Regions from separate parts of the Homo sapiens genome. Here region 1 is linked to region 2. Evidence: chromatin contacts called from ENCODE POLR2A ChIA-PET data. All regions are on one chromosome and are shown on one strand. The core of a region is the stretch at or near the end of the contact, and the rest is flanking DNA. Distances in the headings are between cores, read along the strand shown.

Evidence for each region. ChIA-PET counts read pairs that join two places held with the same protein, here RNA polymerase II (POLR2A).
Region 1: POLR2A ChIA-PET joins it to region 2 with 11 read pairs in naive thymus-derived CD8-positive, alpha-beta T cell. The contact joins two enhancer-like sites. POLR2A ChIA-PET finds 5 or more read pairs at or near these places in 2 of 52 experiments (CD4-positive, alpha-beta T cell and naive thymus-derived CD8-positive, alpha-beta T cell).

Annotation. Positions count from the first base shown.
Region 1 is chr16:57,532,405-57,538,735 of GRCh38, forward strand. CCDC102A (coiled-coil domain containing 102A) reads right to left here and starts at 4,167. Exons shown (of 9, transcript NM_033212.4): 1 at 4,096-4,167. It also overlaps a transcript of ADGRG5 not described here. RefSeq lists enhancers at 56-615, 616-1,174 and a silencer at 3,460-4,409. Within about 2 kb of position 1,332, at least 11 of the 41 ENCODE cell types and tissues checked have a DNase peak (open chromatin) inside an H3K27ac peak, as active enhancers do.
Region 2 is chr16:57,262,447-57,269,581 of GRCh38, forward strand. The region is part of intron 1 of PLLP (plasmolipin); the gene reads right to left. Among named protein-coding and RNA genes, the nearest start is that of PLLP, 19 kb to the right of the region's middle. RefSeq lists enhancers at 168-938, 869-1,038, 939-1,708. Within about 2 kb of position 3,790, at least 18 of the 41 ENCODE cell types and tissues checked have a DNase peak (open chromatin) inside an H3K27ac peak, as active enhancers do.

The DNA.
Region 1 (6,331 bases), core at 82-2,581, 270 kb after region 2:
CTGTGCCTCTGTGACCCAGTCTCTCCGCCTGTGCAGTGAGCTGGCTGGCCTTGATGCCCATGTGCATTCACAAACATCTGTGCACACACAGACATGCAATCCCATGCACAGATGCAAAGACCCAGGGGCAGACACACATATGCTCAGATGGACGGACAGGCACACAACGACACGGGTGCATGGAGAGACATTTGCCTGTAGACACAGACACGCCTGAAGACACACATATGCCAGCACACTGACACACAGGTACAAGGACATGCAAGGAGACATGCTCATCCCCAAGTGAAGCAGACACACACACACACACACACACACACACACACACACAGAGGCAGACACACACACTCCTCCTTTTCCTGGCCTAGCTCCACATAGAGAAGCTCTTGGAAAAGAAAAACAATGTGAGAGCCTGTGGGGGGAGGGGAGGAGGAGGAGGAGGCAGGAAACCCGAATGCCAGCCGGCAGCTGTGCTGGGTATGGGGGCCCGGGCCCTGTCTGCTGGGCCCTTCTTGCAGCCGCTGAACTAGGAGCCTGGCAGGGAGGGGGCCACTGCCACATCCTCCCTGCCTCTGGGAGCTGCCAGGCCTGGCACAGGGCTTGGCCCAGAGAGGGCCACCGGCTTCTTCCAGGAATCCAAGCCTGTTGGGCAGGGCCAGGGCAGGCACCACCCAGGTCTCTAATGGCTTCCAGGCACCCATGCTAAAGGCAGAGATGGGGGCTCCAGACTCACCTCATTCTCCTTCCCAGCGGCCTGGCCAGGCCCCTCCTAGGGGCTGGGGGAGAAGGAAAGGGCACAGCAGGAGCACGGAAGTTTTGGAACAGCACTCCCACCTTTGCACTTCAGGCCCAGGGTCCCCTGGAGCGGGTGTGTGGGAAGGGGTGGGGGTCGGGGTCCTCAGGGGAGTTTTCTGGAGAAGCCCACCCCGCCCCCAGCACACCAGGAATCCTGCACTCCCACATAGACCCAAGGGCAGCCAGACCCTGCCTTGCAACGCCTCCCCCTACCCTGCCCCACTCATACAGCACAGCCCTGGGGACACACACTCACATACAGCCCCAGTAATGCACACATTCACACACACACCCCCAGGGACCCGCACTCACACACAGCCCCAGTAATGCACACACTCACACACACACCCCCAGGGACCTGCACTCACACACAGCCCCAGTAACGCGCACACTCACACATGGCCCCAGGGACCCGCACTCACACACAGCCCCAGTAACACTCACACTCACACATGGCCCGAGGGACCTGCACTCACACACAGCCCCAGTAACGTGCACACACACACATACAGCCCCGGTAATGCACAGACTCACACGCAGCCCCAGTAACGTGCACACTCACACACAGCCCTGGTAACGCACACACTCACTGAGGGGCAGCAGCAGCGCAGAGCATGGCTTACAGTCGTGGAGATGCCCCAGCTGCCCTGCCCGCCCCTTCCACCAGGCTCAATGCCCTCTTGCCATGGGGTGTCTATGTGCGTGGGGCGTGGCCTCCTGTTCCCTTGGCATACTGCCCCACCAAGGGGCAGGTCACGGTGGGACCGGCCACCACAGGCCCCGGGGAGCCTTTCCTACCCCACCCTTCGTTGTCCTGCCTCCCAACAGCCAGACAGGTCTATTACTGCTTTAAGTCTCTGGGTTTGTATTCCAAATGCCCATGTCCCAGACTCCAAAACCCCCACCCATCTTCAAGTTCAGCTGCCACCAACTCCAGGAAATGCCTTGATCTCCCCAACCCCACCCCCACCTGGGGACCACAGCCCTACAACCTCCCACAGCCAAGCCTGGCAAGCTGCCATCTCTCTTCTGGCAGTACAGGCTTCCCTCATCCAGATGGGACACTTGTGCCACTTAGAGCTTCCATCAGGGCTCCTGAACCCCAGCCCCACAGCTGTGCTCACTGGTAGCTCACTCCAGGACAGAAACAAGAATATTTTGAGCTGACACTTGCTGCAGGCTAGGCCCTCATCAGCCCTGCCCACAGAAAGTGACCCAGTGGTTCCTGTTGCTTGTGGACTTGTCTGGAATATCTCTCCTTCCTTCATCAGCAAACTCCTACACATCCTTCAAAACCCACCTCCAGTGTCCCCTCCCCTAGGAAGCCTTCTCTAACCTCTCTGCACAGAGTATGCTCCCAAAGCACCAGGCACCTCCGTGTTCTACAGCAAAGGCCTTACTTTGAAGTCCACGAGCGAGGGCATCAGCACAGGGCCCAGCATACAGCAGATGCGTGATGGATGGAAGGTACCCCTAAGAAGGTGGTACCACTCTTAGGGGTACCCTTGTGACCATGCAGAGTTTGGGAAGGTTGAGTCATCCTAAAGATCAGGAGTCAGTCGGTGGCCAGGCTCTGAGACAGGTAGGTATCTGAGCCTGTCTGGCCAGGGTTGGAATAAGAGGTCATCTCACGGCCAAGTCGGCTGTCCCACCTTTTACCTGGGGAAGCCTAATTGACCCACTGGGAACAGCGTTGTGTTTTGTCCTCAGCATGTTTGGATGGGTCTCTCCATATCAGTGAGAGGAATGAGCAATGCCAAGGCCTGGACAGGGGCCAGCTGAAGGGATGGGGAGCCCAGTGCCCCAACCCCTTCCCCGGCTCTGAAACCCTGTAGATCCTCCCAGAGCCTTTCAGGTAGGGCCCTGGGACAAGCCCATGGCCACAGGCCTGGCTGTGGACAGAAAGCAGAGCCCAGTGGGAAACCACAGAGGACAGCCTGATTGAATAAGTGCAGGGCCCAAGGCTGGTCAGCCCACAGACTGCGGGCACCTGTCCCTGTGACCTGCTGCCCAGGATCCAGCTGCAGGACCTCTGGGGGGAGCTGGCTGGCGGGAAAGGAAGGGATGGCGGCTAGGCCTCCAGGCTGGACCTAAGCCCAGGGGTAGGCACCCCTGGCCTATTCCCAGGTAGCCCCATCTTAGACTGAGGAGCCACAGAGACAGCCTGGATCATTGATTTGAACTCCTTTCTTTACATATGGACCAACTGAGGCCCAGAGGGACAGCTACGTGTCTGTGTCCACACCGCGGACCAGCAGCAAGGCCAGAGTAGGGAGCTGGTGATGGGATGCCTCCTCTTCTGGATCTTAGCCACCTGAGGGGCACAATGCCCCCGAGAGCACCTACACGATGGGGTCTGCAGGCACCAGGCCAAGTGGATACGCACAGCTGGAATGGTGGGGTGAACCTTCATGGGGACCCAGCCCCACCCCGACCCCAGCCCCACCCCTCTCGGCAACACCGTGAACTCTTCACTCTTGTACAGCAGACATCCCGCTAGTCCCAGCTCCATCACTGATATGCTGTGTGATATCTGCAAGTCCCTGCCCTCTCTGGGCCTCAGTTTCCTTACCTACAGGATGGGGAGAGGCACTAAAAAGATTCCTGAACGCTCTAACAGGTGGGCAGACCTCCCGAACCCAAACCAATCCAACCCCCACAAGAGCCCTGGGAGAGCGGGGGTGGGAAGGTGGACACCACCCCCACCTAAGGTACTGAAACTGAAGCCCCAGCCCTGCGTCGCCTTAGTCCTCACTTAGTCGACCCCTCCCAAGCCGCTGGCCCTGCGAACCGCCCCGCTCCACCTAGCGACGGGCGGAGGGTGGAGGGGGTTCCCGGCCCGCGCCGCGCGGTCCCGCCCACCCCACCGCATGGCCCCCATTGGCAGTCGCCGCGGCTCTGGGCAGGGCGCCGTGCTCTGATTGGCCAGCGCCGCCCGTCCATCCCGCATTCGCCATGGCGACCACGTTGGGTCCCCCGGGAGAGTCCCAAATTCCGTCCCCGCCCGCCGCCCCCTCCCGTCCGGCCCGGGCCGCGGCATTCCGGAGGCGCCTCCCCTCCCCCATCACCCCGCGGCCCCTCCCCACCGGAGACCTGGGGTTCCGGGGGCTGAGGGAGGCCGGGGAGGCGTCTAGAAAGTTCTGCTCTGAGTTCGGGGGTTGCCGCGGGCGCCCCGACTGTGTCTGCTCCTCCAGCACGCCCCACAACTTAACCCCTTCCTTCCCGCGGAAGGCGCGCGGCCTGGAGCAAGTTCCCGGGCCGCCTTGGCCTGCCGCCCCCCGGCCTGCCGCCCCCGCTCACCTCGGGCCGGGACTTGCGGGCTCCGTACGTCCCAGCCGCTGCGGCGGGGTAGAGCGGGCACCGTGCAGCTGCGACCGCCGCCGGAGGGGCCGAGGGAGGGCCGCGGAGTCTCCTCCTCCCTCCCGGGGGGAGGGGAAGCAGGGGGAGCGGCGGGGCCCCCGAAGCGGTCGCAGGCTGCGGCCCCGCTGTGACCCCGGCCCACCGAGCTGCTGGGGTGGGGGCTCCAGCCTAACTTCGGGGCGAGGGGTGCGGGCCGGGGCGGTGGGCTCTGCTGCAGAGCGGGCCGTACCCCAACGGAGGCCCCACCCCCGTGAGGGGCCGAGAGTTGCGGGGGGGCTCGGCTTTCTTGGTTCAGGTTTCCTCAGCGCCAACTACGTACTAGGCGCCCCCAGCAGAAACGGCCACCGCGGGTCCCAGCTCGGCACGTGGAGCGAGCTTACCAAGTCTTCACTGTTGTTACCTGCATTTTTCCCTGGGCCAGCTCTGCCACCGAGTGGAAGTGGGCCAACAAGTCTGTGCCCATCGGGCCTCAGTTTCTCTTTCTGTACAACAGAAGGGTTGACGAAAGCAACCTTGCGCTTGTTAAGAGGTGGGGGGCGCGGGGAGCACTCGGCCCGGCGGGCGGAGACTTTTCTCTGCATTGCGATGGTGGTTGGCAGGCCCTGGGGAATTACGGTACTTCGCCTTCGGGGACGCCCAGCTGTTTTGGGGCTTTCTCTCTATTGGGGGTAGGATGTTTGTGGTCTTGACTGGAAAGCCGGGACAGGCGTCTGGAGGACTCCCCACTACATCCTGTACCCTGGAAGGCCCCCGAGGTGAATCTATTTAAAAGAAGACCAACAATTCACCAAGATGGTGGGGAAAACCTGGCCTGATTGGGATTTTACCTAGAAAAAGAAGCTAAATATTACGAAGATAAATTAGTTTTACCCCGTGATTAACGGAGTTTAGATTATGATTGCAACCACGCACGCCTTAAAATGAACCAAGAATGAATCAGATGTTAACACTGGAAGTCTTGCTTTTTCTTGTAATAGTTGAGTATGTAGCATCCTTCCCTTCTGAACTGGTTTTTGCAGTAAGAGATTCATTTTTGCAAAAATATTTGAGAGCTTCCTCAAACTCAAGGATCACTCTGAATCCTTTGATAGTCCAGTGCCTTTTTTCGGGTCTGGGTCACTTCCCTTGCAGACGTTCCCTTTCTCTGTGGGCAGCGGCTGTTCCATTTCTCCTGCTTTGCTTCCACCAACTTCATGAAATCCCATACGTTGCAAGACTGGCAGTTTCACTTGTCGATTCATTTGCTTTGTATTTGTTATGCGTGGCTGAATGTTGAAAGCGTCTGTTCACCAGCCAGAGATAGATAGGAGATGTATGTGGGGTTTGAGTACTCAGAGGACAAGGGCATCCACATTTTACAGCTGAGGAAATGAAGGCTCAGAGAGGCTCTTGGCTCAGACTTGCACAAGGTCCTACAGCCAGTAACAGCCTTGGATCAAGAGCCCAGAGGTCTTGCCCAGAGTTTTTGGAGGTGGAAATGGGGCTGGGGAAGGTGGTGGAGACTGAGTTGATGGTGCACCTGAACTCCAGCTATAACCTCATCACTATCAGGCCTTCTCTCCTTAGGAAGAAGCAGTAAATATTGTCCTGAGGATGTCTTTTGCAGGGGCTAGGGTGGGGTGACGTGACCCACCCGATCGTAGAACCAAAGTAGGTGCTGGCCACAGGTTTTGGCAGCTCGCATGATGTTATCTTAGTTACCTAGGGGCTGGGTGTTATTACCACCCTCTCATAATGAGAAAAGTGAAGATCAGAAATGACTGGACTGGGCACGGCGGCTCACACTTGTAATCCCAGTGCTTTGGGAAGCCAAAGCGGGAGGATCGCCTGAGGCCGGGAGTTCAAGACCAGCGTGGGAACATAGGGACACTCTGTCTCTACAAAAAGATAAAAAGTTTAGACAGGTGTGATGGTACGCTCCTGTAGCCCCAGCTAACTTGGGAGGCAGAGGCCAGAGGATCGTCTCGAGTAACTGGCCCGGGGTCACCCTATGAGATGTCAGATCCCAGATCTGACTGTTTCAATTTTACCATAGTTCTCTTTCTAGAACAACACCCCCAGGCGCCTCTCTGAATGCAAGGCTAATCTGGCGTCAACCTCCCCAGTGGTCTCGGCAGGGTTTCTCTCTGGCAGCCTGTCCCACTCAGTTCAGGACAGTCAGGTTTTTGAGGCGTGT
Region 2 (7,135 bases), core at 2,540-5,039:
GAGGCTGAGGCAGGAGAATTGCTTGAATCTGGGAGGCAGAGGTTGCAGTGAGCTGAGATCACGCCACTGCACTCCAGCCTGGGAGACAAAAGTGAAAATCCGTCTCAAAAAGCAAAAATAATAATAATAATAATAATAGTTAGCCAGGTATGGTGGTGCGCACCTGTGGTCCCAGCTACTCATGAGGCTGAAGCAGGAGGATCACATGGGCCCAGGAGTTAAAAGCTGCAGTGAGCTATGATCATGCCACTGCATGCCAACCTCAGAGACAGAGTGAAATTGTCTCAAAAAATAGAAAAAAATTTAAAAAGGAATGCTGACTTGGCTCGTGTGATACACCACTGTACCGGGGCCCTGCCCTGCACTCTCACTCCTCTTGCAGGTCTCAGCTGAGATGTCAGGTGCTCCAGGACACCCCCACGCCTCCAGCCGGCATCCCAGAGCCCTCATCAGTGCTCACAGGGCCCCCCAGGCACCCACCATCCAGGGCCATAATCGTTCCCTTCCCCAGACTGCGAGCTCCACGAGGGCACAGCCGTGGCTGTCTCACAGCTACGTCCCCACACCCAGCACAGGCCCTAGGCCCTGCCAGGGGCTCAGTAAAAGCTGCTGAAAGGAAGATCAAGTCACCACAGTCCCAGAGGCGGGAAGACAACAGCCCTGTGTCCTCCCTCCCAGCTGGGCCCAGCAGAGAACGTCACAAGGGCCTCTGGGTGACCTCCTGCCCAACACCCCACGTCTCCGGCTCTCCCAGATGCCCTTCTATACAGGTGTTGCCATCTCACAGGTGAAACTGGGCCTCCAGGAAGCCAAGGGGCCTACCTGTCAGGCTGTTCCCACACGGCAGGATGGGCCTGACCATCCCAGCAGAGCATGGGTAGTGGCTAACAGCATGAACTCTGGAGCCCAGCTGTCTGGCTTCGATCCCGGCTCTCCTTACCGGCTGTGTGGCCGTGGGCAAGTGTATAACCACCCTTGCTTATCATATAATGACCATTCCTATCTTGTAGAGCTACTGTGAGGACCCACAAGTTCATGCACATAAATGATTGCAGCAGAAGTGTTTTTTTATTATTCCACAAGCCCGAACTGGACTGCACAGGCCCCAGCCCTCACAGCCACAGAGAATTCTCTGCGGCAGGTTTGTCGACTCACTATGCAGACTGTCTCAGGGTGCAGGCCAGCAAAGGGCCAGCTGAGGCAGGGCCCAGGGAGCTCGTGGAGGCCCCCAGAGGCACCTCGGATGTGGCCATCCTGGGCCTCCCCAGCCCCTCCTACCCCCACCCACCCCTTGCTGGTGGAGATGCTCTGGAGAGCGCCTTCTCCACGAGGGCACTCTCTGGAATCCCTGGCCACGGAGAGGACACGAGGGTCTAGCTTTGGAGAAAGGCTCCATTGCCAATCAAGACACACAGAGGTGTCCTCTTTTTCCCCTGGTCAGCGCCCAGGTACATGGCACCAAGGCTGCGTAGTGACCTTGCCACCAGCCCAAGGACAAGTCAGTGGGATCAGAGAAGCGGCTCCGGAGCAGGACCTGCCTCTGGCTGCTAGGGTTTGGAGACAGAAAGTCCTGGCTGCTCCCAGCAGCTGAGGGGCTGCCGCCAGCCCCTAGAGCACCTGAGGGCCTGGGCCTAGAGCACAGACAGAGCTGGGGTGCCTGCCAGGCACCCCATCCAAAAGCAACCTCGTCGAGGACCAGAAGGGAAGCTCCTGTGTGGATCCCTACAGAAGCCAGGGACAAGACTCGGGGGCCTGTAGCTGAGCTGGCCCAGGGAGCCCTCAGCCCTCACAACCCTCCTTCCTCGGCCTACTCCCCATCCCCCAGGGATCTGGCTTGGGAAGGGTATGGCCCAGTGGGGAAGTGGCAGGTGGGGCCTCGAGCTTGGAAGTCAAAAGCTGTGTGGCTGTGTGATGCTGACCGAGTACCTTCCCTGCTCTCCGAGGAAGATTCTGGGTTTTGTTCACTGCTGTATCTTCAGTGCCCAACAGTGCCCGACACATAATATACGCTAAATACACAATGTGCTTAGGAACTAACAATCCTATTTCTTCAACCATGACAGAGACCAGAACCCTGCCCTGCACAGGCACCGTGTATTAAAAGAGGAAGCAGTGGGGCTGGGCGTGGTGGCTTATGCCTGTAATCCTAGCATTTGGGGAGGCCAAGGTGGGAGGATTGCCTGAGCCCAGGCGTTCAAGACCCCATCCTGGGCAATATACAGGGAGCCCATCTCTGCCAAATACTTTAAAAATTAGCCGAGTGTGGTGATGGTGCACCTGTGGTCCCAGCTACTTGGGAGGCTGAGTGGGGAGGATCGCTTGAACCTGGGAGGTTGAGGCTACAGTGAGCCATGACTGTGCCACTGTACTCCAGCCTGAGCAACAGCAAGACCCTGTCTCAAAATAAACGAAAATAAATAAAATTAAAATTAAGTAAAGTTAAAATTAAATTAACAAAATAAATTAATAAGAAGCAGGTGTCCATCTGTGAACTGCCCCTGGCCTTGCCTCCCCCCAACCCAAGTAAGGGGCTCAGCCCAAAGTGGGAGGCCCAGGGAAGGTGTCCCGCTCTCCAGGGCTCAGCACCTGCTCCTCCCCACACTGGGGTGAAGCTCCAGGGATCCACCCCCCAACACACAGCACCCTGCCAGCCTCTGCTGCCCGTCAGCACTCTCACCGCCGCAAGCAGGCCAGGTGAGGGTAGGCAGGTGAGGAAGCCAGGGCGGAGCCACAGGGCCTTGCCCGCTGTCACACACCAAGCTGGGGGCAGAGCCCTTACGAGTGTGGACCCAGGGCAGGATGTCTCAGAACAACACCCTGCCAGAAACAGACACACCTGGAGAGGCCACGAACCCCCAGAGCTGGGGGGAGGCCAGTGTTCTGAAGGAGAACAAACACTTCGGGCAGCACGCCTCCGTCCCTTCTCCAGGTGAGAACTGGGTGCGTCCAAGATAAACAATTATTTTTTCATTTAAAGCCAATTCCTCATGGGCCTCCGCTGCCACTGTGTTGCCAGCTTCCAACTAACTAAAGGAAAGTCAGAAAATGCAATGAACCAAAAATCAAGAAAAGACCAATTCAGGTTTCCACTATCATATGCCTATCAATCACCTGTCCCATGACTCACAGCCTAGGTCACAATAACCACTCAATGCCTTCTCGCTCTGTGCCAGACACATCTCATTGATTCCTCCATCACCAGACCCTCCTCAAATGTTCTATCTGTTATTCCCATCTTCCAAAGGGAATCTCAGGAGGCAATGTGCCTGAGGTCACTGTGGGTAAAGGACAGGGCAGGAGGCCGGGTGCAGTGGCTCACACCTGTAATCCCAGCACTTTGGGAGGCTGAGGCAGGTGGATCACTTGAGCTCAGGAGTTCGAAACCAGCCTGGACAATATGGAAAACCCCATCTCTACCAAAAATATAACATTTAGCTGGGCATAGTAGCATGTGCCTGTGGTCGCAGATACTTGGGAAGCTGAGGTGGAGGATCAATGGAGCCTGGGAAGTCAAGGCTGCAGTGAGTCATGATGGCGCCACTGCACTCCAGCCTAGGTGACAGAGACCCTGTCTCAAAAAATAAATAAAAATTTTAAAAGGATAGGGAAGGACAGGAACCCAGATCCGTGCTTCCTTGGAACCTGCGCTACTATGAGTTATTTAGTGAAGTGTAAAAAATGAGGACACTTCAGCTGGCTCTAGGAGCCAGTCTGGGCTGGGCACCCAGGCTCCCCCCACTGCCCGCCGCCATCCCTGCCCCGCCCTGTGCTGTGCTCCAGCCCCACCCCTGGTTTCCAGATCAGCGAACACAGCGTCCAGATGAAGCCGGTGGATAAGGACTGGGAATTTCTGGCGTTCTTTCTGGCTGTGCTGCCTGGCTCTGTGCCTGCGGAGCTGCCTCGGTTTCTGCCCTAGAACAAGGAAGGTTCGTTCCTGCATTTGAACCAGACAGACTGGTTTCTCCTGGTTCCTGAGCCCCCAGCCCAGTCCCCCAAGAGAGACCCTGCTCGGAACAGGGCACCCAACACAGGCCTCGCTGTGGGCATCTCTCTGGGTTAATATATTTAACAAATGTCTATGGAGAAGGGGCCAAGAAAGATCTCACTGGCAAGGTGATGATAAGCAAAGACCCAGGGAGGTGAGGGAGGGGCAGGGAGGGTGCCACGTGGGTATCTGAGAACAGAACTCTATGCCTTCACCCCTGGGCCCTGCAGGTCTCTCTTGCTTACATGTTCGTCTGTCCCCGTGTTTCTCTGGAGGTGTCTACATGAATATCTAACTGTCTCTCTCCTACACACACAGGCAAACCACATCCTCCCCTCCTTCCCAGCTCTCTGAGGTCCCTGCCATGCCTCCCCAGACAGGTCCTGCAGATAAACAAAGGGAACTGTCTGGAAATCTCAAGGGCACAGGGCCTTTTTTTTTTTTTTTTTTTTTGCTTTTCTGAAAACCTGAATAATTTGGATTAGGAACTTTTTTTTACATATGAAGACTACAGTGTCAAAAACGACCTTTGCATCTTCAAAGAATTTCCAAACAATTGGGTAACGAAGAGATGTTTTTGTTAAAACCACCTGTGGCATCAGAGAGAAGATTCGTCACAAATGCCCAACCAAGAGGCACTCCTTGCTGCAGTGAAACCCTGTTATTACAGTTTCCCCAGAAGCTGCCAACACTGACAGCCAGACAGGCCAGGTTCCTGCAGGGTGCATGCCCTTCACTGACTCTGAGGGAAGTTTTTCCTCATCTCTTATTGTGGTTTGCAATGTGTTCCCCAAAATATGTTCAAGTTCTAACCCCTAGTACCTGGGAATGTGGCCTTATTTGAAAACAGGCTCTGGCCAGGCGCAGTGGCTCATACCTGTATTCCCAGCACTTTGGGAGCCTGAGGTGCATGATCAGTTAAGGACAGGAGTTTAAGACCAGCTTGGCCAATATGGAGAAACCCATCTCCAGTAAAAATACAAAAATTAGCCGGGCATGGTGGTGGGTGTCTGTAGTCCCAGCTACTCAGGAAGCTGAGGCAGAAGAATCACTTTGAACTCAGGAGGCAGAGGTTGCAGTGAACTGAGATTGCACCACTGCACTCCAGCCTGGGGGACAGAGTGGGACTCTGTCTCAGAAACAAAACAAAACAAAACAAAACAAGGCCTGGCATGGTGGATCATACCTGTAATCCCAGCACTTTGGGAGGCTGAGGCAGGTGGATCACCTAAGGTCAGGAGTTCAAGACCAGCCTGGCCAACGTGGTGAAACCCTGCCTCTACTAAAAATACAAAAAATTAGCCAGGCATGGTGGCATGTGCCTGTAATCCCAGCTACTTGGGAGAGGCAGGAGAATCGCTTGAACCTAGGAGACAGAGGTTGCAGTGAGCCGAGATCGCACCACTGCACTCCAGCCTGGGCAACAAGAGCGAAACTCCGTCTCAAAAAAAAAAAAAAAAGAAAGAAAGAAAGAAAAGAAAAGAAAATAGTGTTTGCAGACATGCTCGAGTTAAGGGGGGTTATACTGGATTGGGGGCATCTCTAATCCAATGACTGGTGTCCTTGCAAGAGAAATGTGGACACAGAGACCACAAGGGGAGACCATCGTGTGAAGACAGAGGCAGAGACGAGAGTGATGCATTTGTAAGCCAAGGCACACCAAGGCTTGCTGGTCACCACCAGAAGCCAGGAGGGGGACATGGGACAGACTCTCCCTCAGAGCCCCAGAAGAAAGCAACCCTGCCAACACTTTGATTTCAGTAACTGAGACAATATATTTCTGCCACCCAGTTTGTGGAACTTTGTTACGGCAGCCCCAGGAAATGAATAGGTTTTTCTCAGCTGCTCTCTGAATCTGTGGATGGGTGTCATGACCTTGTTCACCTGAGTGACACTGGCATTGGTTCTGTTGGAGGGGTGGCCTATCGACTCCTTGAATTCACGCTCTGGCCCTGCCAACTTAACTAGCTGTGTGACCTCAGGCAAGTGGCTTAGCCTCTCTGTGCCCTTGTCTTCATCTTCCTTCATCTTTGAAATGTATCTACCCCCTAGGGTGGTTTTGTTTTGTTTTGTTTTTGAGACAGGGTCTCACTTTGTCACCCAGGCTGGAGTGCAATGGCACTATTGCAGCTCACTGCAGCCTCGAACTCCTGGGCTCAAGTGATCCTCCCACCTCAGCCTCCCAAGTAGCTGGGACTACAGACATGCACCACCACTCCTAGCTATTTTTAATTTTTGTAGAGGTGGGGTCTCCCCATGTTGCCCAGGCTAGTCTAGAACTCCTAGGCTTAACTGATCCTCCTGCCTGGGCCCTAGGGTAGTTTTGAGCAAGGAACTTAGACCAGCAACCAGCATAGGCTTAATATTCAACATGGCCAGGTGTCATGATCACCCTGAGGGGTTAAGAACATGGGTTTTCAAGTCAGGCCCTGGGCCTACTTTCCTGCATTCGCCACGGTGTGTGAGGCTCCTCAGGAGGGTGAGGCCTCACTGAGAGAATGACAGTATCCACATTCAAGCACCAGGCACAGCCCAGGCAGAGATAAGGACCCACGTCAGTGCCAGCCCCACCCACCTGACAGATAAGGCGGTGGTGCTCCCACAGGAGGCCCCAGAAATCCAGCCCAGCCCTCAGATCTCCCTTGGAGCTGCACTCCCTCAGCTCCTCATAGGCTGAGGGGCCTTGGGCAGACCCCTTCACCCCCTGGCACAATGGAAGCAGGGAGGTTTGGCTTGCTGTTCTCTGAGATTTCCCGCAGAGGTCAACACTCCTGAACATGGGCCTCCTCCAGGGGCCCCAAAGGGAGGGGTTTGACCAACCCTATGGACTCTGAGCTGTCATGCAAAGATGGTCACCCCAACTCTTTTCACCCTCCTCACTTCCGGGGCAGCATCAGACCTTTGTGGGCTCACTGTGTGGCCTTGGGGGAGTCACCCAACCTTTCTGGTCTGTTTCCTCATCTGGCAAGTGAGGAAATTGGGGTACAGGGACCCTAGGGGGACACCTGCTCACCTCACAGGTGTGTCATGGAGATGAAACCATGTGAAAGAAAACATTAAAAGCCATAGCAGTCGTGAGCAGTCGTGAAGGCTATGAGACAGTCCGGGGCTGGGGGAGGGAAATCCCAGAGAGGGACGCCACGAGGCAGG